Linked DNA regions of Mus musculus: region 1 is linked to region 2. A link is a loop called in an ENCODE intact Hi-C map of the cell type or tissue named here. Cell type or tissue: heart. All regions are shown on one strand.

Region 1 (8,000 bases), 120 kb before region 2:
TCTTCCCTAAGTGTCCCCAAGCTCCATCCACTGTTGGCTGTGGGTGTGTATATCTGTTGGAGTCAACTGCTGGGCAGAACCTTTCAGAGGACAACGTGATCCTGTCTGCAAGCATAACACAGTATCATTAATAGTGTTAGGGGTTGGTGCTTGCCCATGGGATGGGTCTCAAGTTGGGCTGGTTATTGGTTGCCCATCCCCTCACTCTCTGCTCCCTCCCCCATGTCAGCATTATTTGTAGATAGGACAAACCTTGGGCTGAAAGCTTTCTGGGTGGATAAAACTTTATTTTTATGTACTATTCTAGTACGTGCATGCATGTATGTGTGTGAGTGTGTATGTGTGTGTGTGTATGTGTGTGTGTGAGAGACAGAGAGACAGAGAGAGAGAGAGAGAGAGAGAGAGAAAGAGAGCACACTTGTTTTGTCATTCATTCATTGGTATACATCTAGGTTTGTGCCTAGCTTACTTATGAGTAGTGCGGTAGTAAACATATAGATGAGCTGTCACATTGCCAGACTGACTTCCCTCCTTTGCATAGATACCCAGAGGTTACTCTAAATAGTGTAAGAGAGTCCCCTTTACTTAACATCCTTTGCAATATTAATATTTTGCAATATTGGTTTTATTATAATTGTTAATTTTGTTTTAAGACAGTATATAACCTATGGTTCTCTCCTCCCTCAGGCTCCCTAGACCACCAGCATGCACCACCATGCATAGTGATTTTTGTCTTATACATCAGAGCCATTCTACCTGTGGTGAGACAGTATCTCGGTGTGCGTTAGATGTTCATTTCCTGGATGTTCAGTGATTAGTTGAATGCTTTTTGCTTAGACTTTGGCCATTTGTGTATCCTCTGTTGAGAAATGTCTGTTCTGGTTATTTGCCCATTTTTAATTAGATTATTGCTTTTATTGTTATTTTGTTCAGTGCTTGGTTTTTATTTGTTTGTTTTTAATTGTACTTTTAGCCAGGTTAAAACATACTGTTGTCTGCATAGTATTGTTAAGAGTCTTTAAAGTTTATTCATTTTCAACAGTTATAAAAGATACCTGGGAATTCAGTTATACTTGTTAAGCCTTAGAGCTTCTTTTATTTTGCCTCACTCTGCTTACCTACCACATTGTAGAAGCTTATGCAATTCACTGGTAGTAATCATCTGTGTCGAGAGTGGCCCCCAGGCTCAGGTGCATGGTTGAGTGCATGAGGGAATTCTCTCCGCATTGATACTTGACATTCCCCTGCCTCTGCTTCCCTCTAGCTAGCTGACTGTGGGCATCCTGTAGGGTTGTAACACACTACTTCTCTATCCAGTCTTTGGGAAGGCAGCTTGCAGATTGGTTATGGCAGTTTCTTCCCAGTTACCTCTTACGTTCCTTTCTTTTGCTAATTTCCAGCAATTCTACTGAGTTTTATTTGCTTCTCATTCATTTGTGTGTGTGTGTGTGTCTGTCTGTGTGTGTGTGTGTATGTGTGGGAACTTCTTATAGCTGTTTCTTCTGCAGTGTTTCAGTCAAATAAACATATTATCATACCTTAAATTTGCTCATTTACTCTCTTTTACCCCAAAGGTATTCAAATGAATAGCTTTTTATGAAATAATTGAGAGTATTAAGCAAAAATTATAAGTATTATTCAAAGCTTTTTAATGCCGACATTCAGCATAGACTGTTGCTCTGGTACTCCAGATAAATAACTGGCATGTTAACACACACACACATTCATAAATGATAAGTCTCTTTGAAGGTACGTGAAAGTGCTAGCATTTCAAACTCCAGTCAGTTAGGACTCCAAAGTGCATGGCGCTGTGACTCATTATGGAGAGCTGATGACTGACTTATGCCTGAGACTCATTCTAAACACCTCTCCCGTCACGCTTCCCGTCACTGGAGAAGCAATTCATAACTCTGTCTTATAAGCAATCTACGTTTTAAACATACTCTAGTTTCCATAAATATTTTGTAATATAAAAAGTATAAAAGAAAAAAAATCTTTCACTTTCCTTCCATATAGTCCTTCCTACCAAAACCATGTTACTATTATATTAGGTTTTTTTTTCCTTCCTAATGAGAATGAATGCAAGTAGGTTATTCCTGCTAGTGTGGCATGGGTCAACTTTTGTTGTGCGTTCTTTTTTCTGTTTTGCTAGTTTAGTATGGGGGCATTCAGATAAGGGAGGGGAAGTTTTATCCTAAACATTATTTTTCTCAGAGAAGTTTACTGATTCCGGGATTTGAAGTCCTGGTTCCCGGCAAACTTCAACTTTATTCATGAGCATTTAGCCCCTCTTTCTCTGTTCTTTTGATTCTTACCTCCCTATTTTTTTTCTCCAATTTTTAGCTTCTTGGTGAATAAAATCACGCAACTCAACCCCATTTACCTCATAACTTGCCATTTATTCTGAACACCTCTCTTCGTGCGAAGAATCTCCAGAGTGTTCATGCCTGTTCCCTACTGTGAGAAATATCAGCAGTCGGCATCCTCACAGTGCTAGCTATTTCTTAATTGAATGTAATACTACTTCCTGAACCGTCTCACCTGTGCAATGTGTCCTTCTCAGCTACATTATCTAGGTTGCAGAACCTGAGGCCCCACAAATTGAAATGTTCTAAGATCAATTTTGAGTTACCATGAAAAAAATTTTTTTCTTTAATTTCATTTTGTTGGGTAAAAAAAAAAAAAAAAAAAAAAAAAAAAAAAACAACCCTGACCATTCTTTACAGAGAATTTAGTATTCATGTGAGAATCACAAAAAAGAAGTAACCAGACTTCCAAATTAGATGAGTGTTTGGGGAAATGTGAATTAAGTAAGCCACTGGAGGATATCCAAATATTGCAAAACATGTTTTGAAAATACCAAGTGGAATTCCATAAATAATAAAAAAAAAATGAAAAAAAGAAAGAAAGAAAGGAAAAAAAAGCCATCTGCCTTTGATCACCAACTAATCTGTGGAAGTGTCCCATGGTGTCCCAAACTCTTCTCAGCTGTTCATAAGTTGACCATTTAATACGAAAACAGAATAGAAAGCATTTAACCCTTTTGCCAAATCAAACTTGTTTTAATGAACTCTGAGTTTCCAGATCCAGAGATACTGAATATTATTCTAAAATGTTTTGAGGACCCTCAGTTTTCTTTCCCAGTCAAGTAAGCAGATATTTCTTGCATTATCAACTGTAAACAAAACGCTATACCTGTTTCTATTGGCTTAAGCGTAAAAGTTCACAGTTCACCAATAAATTACCAAGGACTGTTCTAACTAAGGGCTGTTGTTGTGTGCGGAATCAATTACAGTGTTTCTTATGTGGATACCTAAAGCTCCTTAAAGGGAATTTTTATTCATTGCAAGAGAGTCTGGGAGACTATAGATGTGGCAGACTTCCCCCTCTGTCAGAGTTGTATTTTATGGTCTACTTTAGGAGAGTAGAGGAAGTCACAGTGCAAGGACACAAGGGATAGTGCTGAAAAGCCGCTGGTGACTGCAGTGCTCTGGCAGGGCTTTAGGAAGTTCATTCCTGCTCTCCTCATTTCCCTGGGGAACTGTGCTGTGTGCTTAAATAAGGACAGACTTTAAACTCACAGTGTTTGCACTGTGGCTAGTTTTGTGGGTGTCTGGGGTGTTTTGGGGGTGGGCAGTTATATCTGGTTAGAAGTCTCTTATTAGGATAAACCTCGATCCAAATGTTGATGTCATGTCATTTTGTGGCCTGAACTAAATAAAGTACCATCAATCTGTCCACAAGTGTGACCCAAAGACTGGGAACTCATTTGTACCTAATTATATGATATTTAGTGAATTGTATCTGAACTGCACTCCAGATTGTCCCAGGTATCAGAGAGGAAATGTATTAGTCTTAATCTTTGGACGGGATACCCACTCCAGGCCATTGCTGTTCTTCACCTTCTTGCCTTCCAGGGCTCTGCCATCCCAAGCCTCACCAGCTCACTAGCACTGGTGATTGTCCCTGTTTGAGCCCTGCTTCCTCTCCCTGGCAAAAAATCCCTTTTCTGGCCAGGCCAGGCTCTCCATTCTTAGTCAATCAGCAGTATTTCTGTTTTGTAAGAGCCTGTCTTTCTGCCATTTTCTTTCAGGTCAGTCCCTTCTAACCATGTAATGAGATGCTTCAGCCTCTGACTCCTCCACACTTTTTCAGGTTCTGCCAGTATGATCTTACTTCTTAATTGGTGTGCTCATATTTAGCATGCCATATTGCATTTAGTGTGTTAGGTGGAGCCAGGGCTTTCCCACTTTTTTGTGCAGTGTACCTTAATATAGAAAATGGTTACCTGGATAGAGAAGTGACACTTAAGAAGCATGCAAGGATAGACGAATTCTCTAAAACGGCGAGGATATTGGAAGTGTGGGGACCAGGGTGTGTTATGAGAACGTAAACAGTTCTTGTAAGTGGAGAACTGGAGCAGGTTCTGAACACCAGGAGCTCCTTCGGTGATGCTACTGCAGCTGAATGCTGAAGGTCACTGGGCAGCTGGGATCCAGACAGTCAAGGAGGGACGGGCTTGTATCCTAGTGCCAAGACTTTAGAATGGCAGCTTAGGCTACACTTAGGTGATGTTATGAGACTAGGACACTCGCCAGTTAGACTCCAGTGCAGCCTGAGGGGCTGCTGCTTGCTGCTTGTGTCACAAGCATTACCTGAGTGGGTGGGGATGGATAATGAAGTCACAGACAGGGCACCTGATAGGCTTCCTTCTCCTCCACTGTCCCACACTCCCTAAGGCCATATTGAGAACAGCAGTTGGCCAAGCTAAAATAGGGTTTGCAGGTCGTTGGGTGAGCATCGAAGGAGGTGGTGAATTTAAAGCTGATAGACAACAGGCTTAGAGATGAACACAGACAATACTTAAGAATCTGTTTAGCTGCTTTGTGTAAGAATTGTACCTTATTTGTTATCACAAATCTGTATATAACATACACACACACACACACACACACACACATACACACGCACGCACATACATGCATGCATTGCTTCAAATGCAAAACTCATGGCTAGATACTGACCCAGGTAGACCCGAGAAGGTTATAAACATATGATATTTAACTTAAACTACTTTTCAAGTCTAAAAAATTTCTGAATTAAACAACACATATGACCCTTTATTCAATGAGAAGGGATCATGGATTCCAAGGGCCTGGCATAGTGTCCTGTATGTAGTAAAGGGTCCATGAGATAAAAATAAATGTTGGCTCACTTGCCATGGTGCGATATATTTTTATTAGGTAGGTTTTCCCCAACCCCAGAGGAGAATTTCAAAAGATGTCAGCTCTTTGTCATCCCATGGAACTACTACTTTTCTTTTCTTTCTTTTTTTTTTTTTTTAAACTCTAGGAAAGTAAGTTGAAACTATTTTACTGAGATTCTGGGAAAGGAAGTAGAAGTCTTTATGGTTTTGGAGGCAGTAATGATTCAAGTATTAATTTTAATTTTGGTTTTAGTAAAGCTAGTTTATTATATTGTGTGTGTGTGTATATATGTGTGTGTGTATATATATATATATATATATATATAATATCAGCCTATGACAGTCAAGAAATTTCTATAAAATCATACTCAGAGGATCAGATGTTTAAGATCACTCTCAGCTATATAGTATGTTTAGGACCAGCCCTGAGTCACATGAGACCCTATCTCAGAGAGAGGGGGTAGGGTGGAGCAGAGACAGGCAGAGAAACAGAGAGAGACAGAGAGAGGTGACACAGAGACACAAGAGACAGACAGAGAGTGAGGCATAAGAGACATAAGAAACACGTAGAAAACGGTGCTATCTGAGATTTAATTGCCCTAACCCATTTACCTAATCTTAGAGATGAGATTCTAGGCATTTTTGACAGGAGACAAATGTAACCAGCTGCCATCCACCACACCTTTCCAAAGCTATCGTCCTTGTAACTTTTTCTCCTGAGGCCAGTGACAGGCAAGCAAGAGTCTAAGAATTTGTAGGAAAAATTAAATTGACTAATTAGAAGATATCTAAGAGATCATCAGCAGTCCTTTGGAAAAGCCTGAGGACGATGTGAGGTGCCATACTTACAGTAATGTAGGTGCCATACTTACAGTAATGTAGGTGCCATACTTACAGTAATGTAGGTGGCTTTCCTATGGAAGCAGCATCATTTCAGCTAGAACAAGAGTCATGAGACGGGTAAAGATTTGCAGTTTAAATCAGGGGTAGTTAAATGTCAATTTTTCATATTGTTGACCTTATTGGTACTAGATAAATCCTCTTTTCTATGCTTCTTTTCTTCGTTTTTCTCTTTGTTTCTCTCCCCTTCTTTTCTTCCCTCTCTCCCTCACCCATTTTTGCTTCTCTTCAGTCAACCTTTACCAGGTGTTTTTGAATATTTAGTGCAAGTACATGAGGAAGAAGTTTGTGACACCGAAATACTAAAGACTGCTACGCAGGAGAAAGACAGACAGAGGGAGAATGCAATAAACGTTGGGAGCAGTAGAAAAGCGCTGTGTAATAGCTGTCCTAATTCTTGTCAGGCCTGGGGATGGATAGGAGTGCTAGATGCATTTGGAGTAAAGTTCTGCCATGGACTGTGGTTAAGTCCAAATCATATTGCAACCAGTGCTCTTATTTTCAAAACAATAAAAGTTATATAGAACACATTGTCTTTCCCTCCTGCAACATGGTTATGAGGAATGCTGTACAGCGAGCCATTTGCTGTCAGCTGTTCCCATAAGCCTGTGCCTGAAAAGTTTTCTTGCTCTCAGAGAAGGTGATGTAGTTGGGTGGATGCCGGGCTTTGGGCACTTGAATGGCTACTGTTTACCTTATGCACTTTCCGTCTAGTCCTTTGGAGACACTGGTTATTTGTTACATTGTTAGGGAATGAATTCATAAACCTCCAGGATCTTGTAGCTAGAAGGCATACGGGGCGGGCTAACAGAGCTCAAATCATTGACTTTTTGTTCTGACACTGCTTATTTGTTTGTTTGTTTTTTTCTTTTTATTCATTTCCAGGTGTGAATTAGGGCTTAAGATCTTGATGTGTCTTCATTTTGGCTGTTTATTTTAGTAAAACTCTGTTAGGACAGCCTGTGACTTCAGATAGTCTTCCAGTCTTTGTCTGAGGAATCCATACATTCAGCTCCTTGGGTTCTGCCAACTTTACTCCATTCTAAAAGTCAGTGTGACTGAAACACACTCTTAGTCTTTTCCCTCAGAAGTCTGTCAGTCACTGGTGTCATCACTTCCTTCTGAGATACTGATGTCCCTTCCTTCTTCCTGTGTACTGAGATCAAATGGCACACACCTTTTATTCCAGTGCTTAAGGAGGCAATGCAGGCAGATCTCTGAGTCTTGTCTCCATAGCAAGTTCCAGGACATCCAGGGCTACATAGTGAGACTTTGTTTCCAACAGAAAACCACACACAAAGAAAACAACTAACAAACTAACCAGACAGAAGCTCTTTCCAGAGAAAGCCACCTATTTACCCCCAGCTTAGCTGGGGTAGCTCTCTCTTGCTTCCACCCTTTGCTGTTCCTTTCTATGCCGCTAAACATTTCCAGGTGCGCATCCTTTCTCTGCTACACAGCACTGAACTGGCTTCTCTTACTCTATGGCTGGTGTCAGGTGTCCATCTGCTTCTGTTTGCACAGCCACCTTTGACAACAGCAGCAGCCAGGGGTACCACCAACAAAAAAGTCTCTACTGTGTGGGCATCGCTCCATTCAGTCCTCCCAGCAACTGTGTGAGGTAGCTGGCGTTTTCTCCATTTCACACACAAGGACAGATGGAGACTTTTTTTTTCCCCCCTAAATCTTCCAATGAGAGTTAGAATTGAAAGTCAATGAAATCATTCCTACTGTAAGGTCCTGCCTTTTAATTACAGCACTCTATGACTCCTCTCATTAGGCTGAGTATCCCTTGAAGCAAAAATTGCATGTTTAATTACAGTTGCCTGAGTTTAAAGGAGAAATGGACTACGGGTGGAGCTTTTATAACTGACTCAGGTTACATATCCAAGGC
Region 2 (8,000 bases):
AAGCAAGGTGCAGAGAAAATGATCAACTTGACCCCCCCCCAGACATAACTCATTTAATAGTGAAAGTTTGAATCTTCAGTATCTCATTCTTAGTCTTCAACACCTTCCATTGGTGGATTAAGGTAGAGTTGAACATTCCTGCCCACACTAAGTAAGCCTCATGGCCAGGCACTGGGGACTCCACGGAGAACAATATGTTCTCCTGTTTATATCCCAGAGAGGTGTGCTATCTCACCTGGGCCTTGAACTTGTGTGTTAGAGCCTAACCGAATGGTTGTGTTTTCATAGGTGTAATACAGAGAGCGAGTGGTACCAGATCCACGAGAACATCATCAAGAAGCTGAATGCGCGCTATAATTTGACTGGCTCCAATGCAGGTGGGTGTGTTCGGCTGGGTGGCTCTCCCTACACTTCTTATATTCCCACCCTCCATTCATCCATGTTAGAAAACAATGGTCACCCCACTGTGTTTTTTGTTCTTGTTTGCCACGTAAAAACAGTAAGTATTTTTCAGCACTTCCCTAAATGGTGGTAGGCTTGCAAATATAATTCTCTCTATAAAAAAAAGGTTTTTCCACTCTCATTTGAAACAGCAGATGATCTGGATTTGTTCTGTGCTACCATATTTTGAGGCCTTCGGGGTTTTTACTGTAAGCCAAAAACTAAATTATAAACACTGTTTTCCAATGGTTAGTGGAAACCTGACATTAAAGTGCAGTAAAAACATGCATCATTCTATAGCTGTGGACAATAATGTAATTATATACTGGGTAACAAACATACAGTTCACACAAGGAAGCAAACTGCAGAGGAGAGTGATGCTGACCGCCGTGATGTATTCACAGAGAAGATATATGTGTGCTTATTCAGAGATTGCAATTATCATATGCTAGCACAAATTATATGAATAGCAATGTGTCATAGAATATATATCTTATAGTCAGTCCCTTTGAAGCCATTGTCCACTATACATTACATTTCCTCACAAGTTTCCTGGGTCTATTTTTAACATCATAGATCCTTATTTAATTCCTTGAAAAGGTTAGGGTTTTTGCTTATTTGTTCTTTATAATAATTCTAATTGTCTTACTGATATGTTGGATCTTTGAGAAACAACCCAACCTCTTCTACATTTTGCTTCTTCCAACTTTTCTCTGCAGATTTGTTAACATCTCTTTCTGATTACTCTTAATTTAATTATTGTTGTCCTTGTGGCTTCATCTGTTATTTCCATAAGGAGGGGCTGCACACTGGGGCAGTGCTCCACATATTTTGTGTCCTTTATCAACACACTGGCTAACCCGATCACATCGTCTTCCTGGATCCTTAAGTAAAACTCTACCCAAAAATGAGACATGAGCTACCTTAGTGTTGGGTCTTTCCTTTTCTATTGATAACCATTGTACTATAAACAAATGGACAAATAAACAAAACGACAGTAAGAACAAAAACCCAAACCACAGTTGCTACTACCTGTGTGGAGCATGAAAGCCTCCATTGTAACATGGTACCTCATATAAAGGCCATTCGCTGTGATGAGGGGCATCTCATTTTATTGTGTACCTGGGATATTTGAGTTCCTTGGCCGCTCAGCACATGCTGGTTGTACCTGTTTTCTGCTATAAAGCTCTGCTGACTCTCCTGTCCTTAGGACACCCACCCTCCCATGCAGCTCCTTCAAGTCTGAGTCCCACTCAACTCTTACACAGCCAACATCTGTTTGACGTGGACTCCTCTGACCAATACCTGATACCTTCTAGCTCTTTCAAACTGGAGACATGCTAGCTCCAGGCCTCACCACTGCACAGTACTTTCCCAGAGTAAAGGCTCAGAGTGGTCCTTTTAAAACAAAGACCTTCACACTTTCCAGCAAAGTACTTCCCTTCCTTCTTGGTGAGTCTTCATTCTTCTTACTTTGTTCTATGTTGCCTCCTTGAGGAGAAGAAATGACAAGCCCAGCTAGGCTTTTTCGGTCCAGTCAATTTCATTATTGAATAGGAAGCACTCTACTGACTTATATGAGGCCACAAGAGAGTAACCAGGAGGAGTCCTGTTAAGAAACCAATATTGATGATGTCACAGAAGCCAGAGATCTCAAACCAGACCAATGACTCATTAATTGGCAAGTAAAGATGTATTGACAGAAGGGTATACAGTATGACACACTGTGACACACTATAACAAGGGCAAAGAGCAGATATGAGGGGCTGGAGAGATAAGCTGTACTGGTATATGTGATTTTAAAAAAGTGAAAACAGAGTACCAGAAAGTGTTGAGTCAGGAAGAGAAATGGAGTCCGTTCTATAAAAGGGCTGCTTTCCCTTCTTGTCACCCCATTCTACTCCTTGGCCATTGGTACTGGGGGGGTGGGGAGGAGAGGAAGAGAAAGACCTTTAAACTTGCTCTTGAGACAATTCTCCCAGCCAGTTGTAGGCCTTTCTGCCCCACTGATGTGCTTCTCAGTCTCGGTGATGTCATCTTGTCTGTGTGATGGGTCAATGGGTTCATCTAGGTAAATGGCATTTCCCTCTAACCTAAGACTTTGTTGAAAGGAATATTAGCCACCTTACCTATTACACTTAGAAAATGGGAGAAAGTAGTGAGTTAAATGGCTAAAAAAAATTGAATTAATATAAATGTTATAATTAGATTAAGTAATTTGAAATTTTAATAGTTCTGTTAGATGAGAATTTCTAAATGAATTAATATAATGACCAAATATTTAAAAATATTTGAAATTCTAAAAATATTCATTAAAAATAAGCCAGATTTTAGCTTGCTGAACAAAAATGATTATTATAAATGTCACTTGTAGTAGATGGCAGTTGAAGTCCAGGGATGTGGAACTAGACTGAGCCCATGTTATGTATTTAGGCAAATTTGTAGGTAAGACTTAAGTCTATGAAAGTCACTGACAGGGCTGGTGAGAGAGCTCAGTGAGTAAAGGACTTGCTGCCAAGCCTGATGACCTAAGTTTGATTCTTAGTGCTCACATGGTAGAGGGAAAGATGCAACTCTTTCTGGAGGTCCTGGGACCTCCACATTCGGGCACATCTCTGCACGCGCGAGTGTGCACATGCACACACTAAACACACACATGTAAAAACTTACAGTATATTTCAGCATATAGTAACAGAAAATTTACAGTGTTTACCTATCATTTGTGTATTTATGTGTAGTTTGCACGCATATAAAAAAGAACTCATATTTGTTAATCAGATACATTTCTTGACTCTTTGTTTTTTGCCTTTGTGAGATGAGCATGCACAATTCTACCCTTCCAACTCCATTGTAACCCTGCGAGATTTCACAGGAGTTGTTACAGAAGGAGCCTGCCCTTTCTATCAGGGAGAGTGGCATGGCTCTATGCCAGCTGTAATAGTATTCCTTAGGTGATGTTGCAGAGACTTCTGTAGTGTTAGACTGCGGTTTTCTGTTGACAGTCGGATCTCTGCACACCAGTGTAGTCAGTTGATTCACCATCCTGCAAGTGATATAGTACCCGAGGACTTTTATGGGTGCCCCTGGCTGTTGAGTGCTGAATTATAAATTGCTTTCTCAGAACACTAAGATTAAATTAGTACTTTATGGCACCACCTATTGGCTAAAAAGATAGTGTGTTACTTTTTTGTTTATTTTTTGAAGTTCCTAATTATTAAACCATTCTATCTTTTTAATCCTTTTGAACTTTATTTCATAGTTAATTCTGTTCAATTACAAAGTAGTGAGTCATGCAATGACTTACTCATTTACCATAGGATGATATTTCATTTCATTCACTTTATATGTATTTCCCAAACGCAAGTATGTGGGCATGTGCACACGGTCGCATGATTCGATAGTCCTAGGTAGCTGAGATTCTTAATATTGGCCTCTTTGCTCCTGACTTGTGTGCATATGTGTACATATGTATGTCAGGGTAAACATACAGACGTATAGATCTATATAGTGAATCCTATATGCATATTTGCAACTCTTTGTTAACTACTTGAGAGCAAGCTGCTTACTCTATTTTTACACCCCCAGCTATGATATCCAGTGTATAATAGCAAAATCAGGAACTCAACATTGGTGTACTAAGATTTCTGACATATAGAACCTATTAAATGTTTGACAGTGTTCTCAATGTCCTCTGTAATACAAGAAAACCAAGGCTTTGTCGCATGTGGTGGCCATATCCTTTCAGTTTCTCTTTTCTTTTCAGTTTTCTTTTATATAGTTCAAAATGTGAGACTGAAGAGGCTGGGGAGATGGTTCACTGGTTAAGAGCACTCACTGCTGTCCCAGGTTCACTTCCTGGTACACTCATGGCAGCTCACCACTGCTGTAATCCAATTCCAAAGGATCTAGTGCCCTCTTCTGGCCTCAGTGGGCACCAGGAATGCATGTGGTACATATACATACATGCAAGCAAAACATCACTCATGCACATTAACACTTTTTAAATATAACATTAAATTGTACTCTAAGATACTTTAAAGAATATGTGTAGAATTGATTAAAAAAAAAAACCTCTGAGTTTAAGTTATAATCTAATGGAAGTAGTGATTAGAGTTTAGCATTATTATATACAGTAGTTGTTATTTCTCTAACTTTCTCATGGTCACTAAGATCTGCTTGCTATTTGTAAGGTACACAAAATGTTGAAGAGCTGAACAGTCATGTATACTACTGTAGTATTGGAAATGTAGCTGTTCTTCACCCATCCTAACTTCGTGACTGATCCTTTAGTAACTAAAGAAAGATTAGGAAAAGAAAGTATTTCAGACTTGCTTCATGTGTTCAGATGGGGAAACCCACATGAGAAGTGCTGAGAAAGTAGGCAAGCATAACGTTTTTACAGCAGGTTAATGAGGAATGAACAGCCAGAGAAAACCATGGCAGAGTTCCCAATCTCATGGCAGTAAGCTGTGTGTGTGTGTGTGTGTGTGTGTGTGTGTGTGTGTGTGTGTGTGTTACAAAATTTCCTTTATCAAGTTCTGCTTGGAAGAACTTCCCCTTCAAAGACATGTAGGCTCTCCTCAGACATGAAGGAACATAATTTTTGACCCATTTCATGGAAGAAAGCCTAGGAAGATTAGAATGACCTTCTTGTACCTTATGTCTTTCAAAACAGTCCACTGAAATTCAATCTTTTGGGGTAGCATATTCTGAGGTCATTACTGTGCAACACACACACACACACACACACATACATACATACATACATGAAATAGCTCTCAGCCAGTAGATTCTTATGTACTTGGCATTATGAAAAAATAAAAATAGGTAATGATATTTATAAGAATGAACACATACCCAAAACCACTAAACTAAAAGACATAAACCAAAACTTTGACATAAACCTGTGTGTGTGATGAAAACGTTGCTCTCCTGAATCAGAATCAAGAGTGGAATTTTAAAATGGAAAATAACAATTAGTCAAAAGACAACGTTAAGGTATTCTTATGGTGTCATCCTCCGGTTAGTATAGATCCTCCAGCTCTCGTCTTTAGCCAGTAAATTTATTTTGGTTAAGACTGTGAAAGCAAATAATTCCAGATGCCTCTATTGTGTCTTCATTTGACATGCATTAATTTATGTGTTGGGCCTGTCCTGTTTTCTCTATAAGTTGTAGCCATTGGCTAATCACTTCCTTGGAATAAAAACATCAAAGCATTTCCCCAATTGAAAACTAGGAGATCTTTGCACCACTAGCAGTTACAATCAGCAGAGGCCGCTTGTGCTTCTCAGTCCCGCATGTTAGGAGAGCATAGCAGGTAGGGCTAGCCTCTTTCCAGATCCCAGGAAACATGATGGTGATTAACTTTAATGGTCAACTTTACTGGATTTAGAACAAACCAAAAGGCAAACTGCTTGTGCAAGCTGAGGGGAATTTTCTTAATCTGATTATTTGACTCAGTGAGACCTGCCCTAATTGGTGCTTCCCCTTCAGCAGCACAGATAAAAGAAGGTAGAAGGGAGCTTTGCTTTTGCCTACTTGTGTTCACTCTTACTGGGACATTCATCTACCAGGCTGTTGCTCTGACATATCAGAACTGCTATGTTATACAGTTCTGACCATATCTGAGTAGTGTCAGTATTAATGACATAAATTTGTGGCTGTTCAAAATGACAATATTAAAGGATACCCAACATCTTATCACCTGGGTTGTTGGAAATATTTCAGTAGATTGGTCTCCGGTTACTTCAGAACAAACACCTAATAGGATCTAATCTAAAGCTTATGGATTGTTAGCTATCTATACCCCTGAAAATTCTCTCTTGCTCCGAGTAAGTTCCAAGGGATCCATCCTCTTCTGCTGGTCTGAGAGTACTGTACCCAGTAGAGTGGCAGCAGGATGTGGAGCCTGTGGAGTAGTGAAAGGAAGTTGGTCTCATTGGCTGGCATTAGTATTTCTATGAAAGAGGCCTCCAAAGAGCTCTTTTACTCTCCACCAGGTGCCAACGGAGTTGGCCTGGAATTAAGATCTTCATTTGAACTCAATCACAATAGTATAAAACTTACACACACTTCAAAAATATTCCCAGTAGAACAGGGGTCTCATAGAGACAGAGATCAGGAGCCAGCAGGATCCTTTCCTTTGGGGGCTTTGCACATGGTAGTAGTGTCAACTCCACAGAAAATTGCTTCTCCATTTTTCAGCTTTCTGTGTTCTCTTTTAAAGATAGGATGTTACTTTCTTATAACTAGCTTCTATAGCCATATTCTTTTAAATCACCATCTTTGTAATTTATCTGGTTTACTTTCTAACAGTTACAATTAAAAGGAAGGAAAGTCCAATGAAATACATAAGAAAGGCTACACAGGAAATTGTATAAATGAGCATATTTTCCCTAGAGTGGGATCTTCAGTTGTTTGAACTACCTAATATATATATTCTACTAAAGTTTTAATGTTACATTTTAAGATGTCCTATGCTCAATGACTAGTGACCATTTGATAAGTATCCATTTTATGAATGATAAAATAAAATTAGAAGCTATATTGCCAATTATAAACTATGTAGCAGAAGCTTGTTTCATGGTCTCCTAGTGTCAGATCAAACAGCAGGAAGTTGGACGTGTTTGTCAAACCCCTAAGGGAGTTTTATAGTTTACCCTGGCTTTGAGGGCAAGGCTCTTAAAGTGCTTTCCAAATCCTCATTAAACAAAACTCTTAAGTGCCTTTTCATTTTTTTTCTCTAACAATGTAAGAACCTTCCTTCTCTGTACTCCAGAATATGACCCTAGTATAATGCCTTAGAAGTGCAATAGTTTGGGAAGAATATGGGTTCCATGGATTTTTTGCACAAGTTACCAAAATTTAAAAGGGGTTGGGTATTCAATTTGAAAGAAAAGGAAATATAACCTAGAGAAAATCAGTAGTGCTTAAGGGATGCAAAGCCTGAGATTTGGGCATTGTTATGATAATTAATAGAAAGAGAAGGGAAAGTTGCCAGTGATTACTTTATGTGTTTACTTCCCTGCTCTGTGCTCAGGGCAACCTGCTGAGCTGGGGTCTCATCTTCTAAAACAATTTGTGATACTAAGTTTAATCCCTCATTATTTTTTACCAAATTATTAAAATTACACATGATGATTATTCTGCCAGTCCTTTTCTATGCCACTACCAGACCTTGGTTCCACTAGGAATATTTTAAAATAGGTATGAATTTTGTAATATCATGGCTGAGTTCAGATGGAGAGCCTAATTCCAGCCTCACTATTGGACTTATTTATTTTTAAACAAAAAGGCAAATGAAACAGTTTGGAGCCTTTTCTTAGCATATTCATATCTTTAAATGCTGACTTTTATGAAAAAGAGGAACCATTAGAGTTTAGTGATCATAATTTATGAAACTTCTCTTTAAGAAAATAAAAGAAATGAGGATTATTATAGATAGTCCAACTATATTCTTCCTTTCCTATCCCAGTAATTCAGTTTGCGGATTCATTTGTAACTATTTCTGGGTTGTAATATGCCCTTTAACTCGTGTGTGAAAATCTTGTTACATGAT

What was found. A loop is a pair of places that touch in the nucleus more often than their neighbours do. Peaks named below come from ENCODE experiments on the same cell type or tissue, not always from the same donor. Only the 100,000 strongest peaks of a DNase experiment are listed, where the experiment ranks them.
Region 1: it touches region 2 in a loop (2.0-fold over the local background); 2 of 42 quality-filtered maps call a loop at or near these places.

What each region holds. Positions count from the first base shown.
Region 1 is chr12:40,560,998-40,568,997 of GRCm38, forward strand. All of the region lies in intron 1 of Dock4 (dedicator of cytokinesis 4), which reads left to right. Among named protein-coding and RNA genes, the nearest start is that of Dock4, 120 kb to the left of the region's middle. In heart, no CTCF peak of the experiment used is centred here; a DNase peak (open chromatin) is centred at 3,504.
Region 2 is chr12:40,676,414-40,684,413 of GRCm38, forward strand. It overlaps Dock4 (dedicator of cytokinesis 4), which reads left to right. Exons shown (of 53, transcript NM_172803.2): 12 at 289-377. Among named protein-coding and RNA genes, the nearest start is that of Dock4, 230 kb to the left of the region's middle. In heart, CTCF peaks have their summits at 3,586 (motif pointing left) and 4,363 (motif pointing left); no DNase peak of the experiment used is centred here.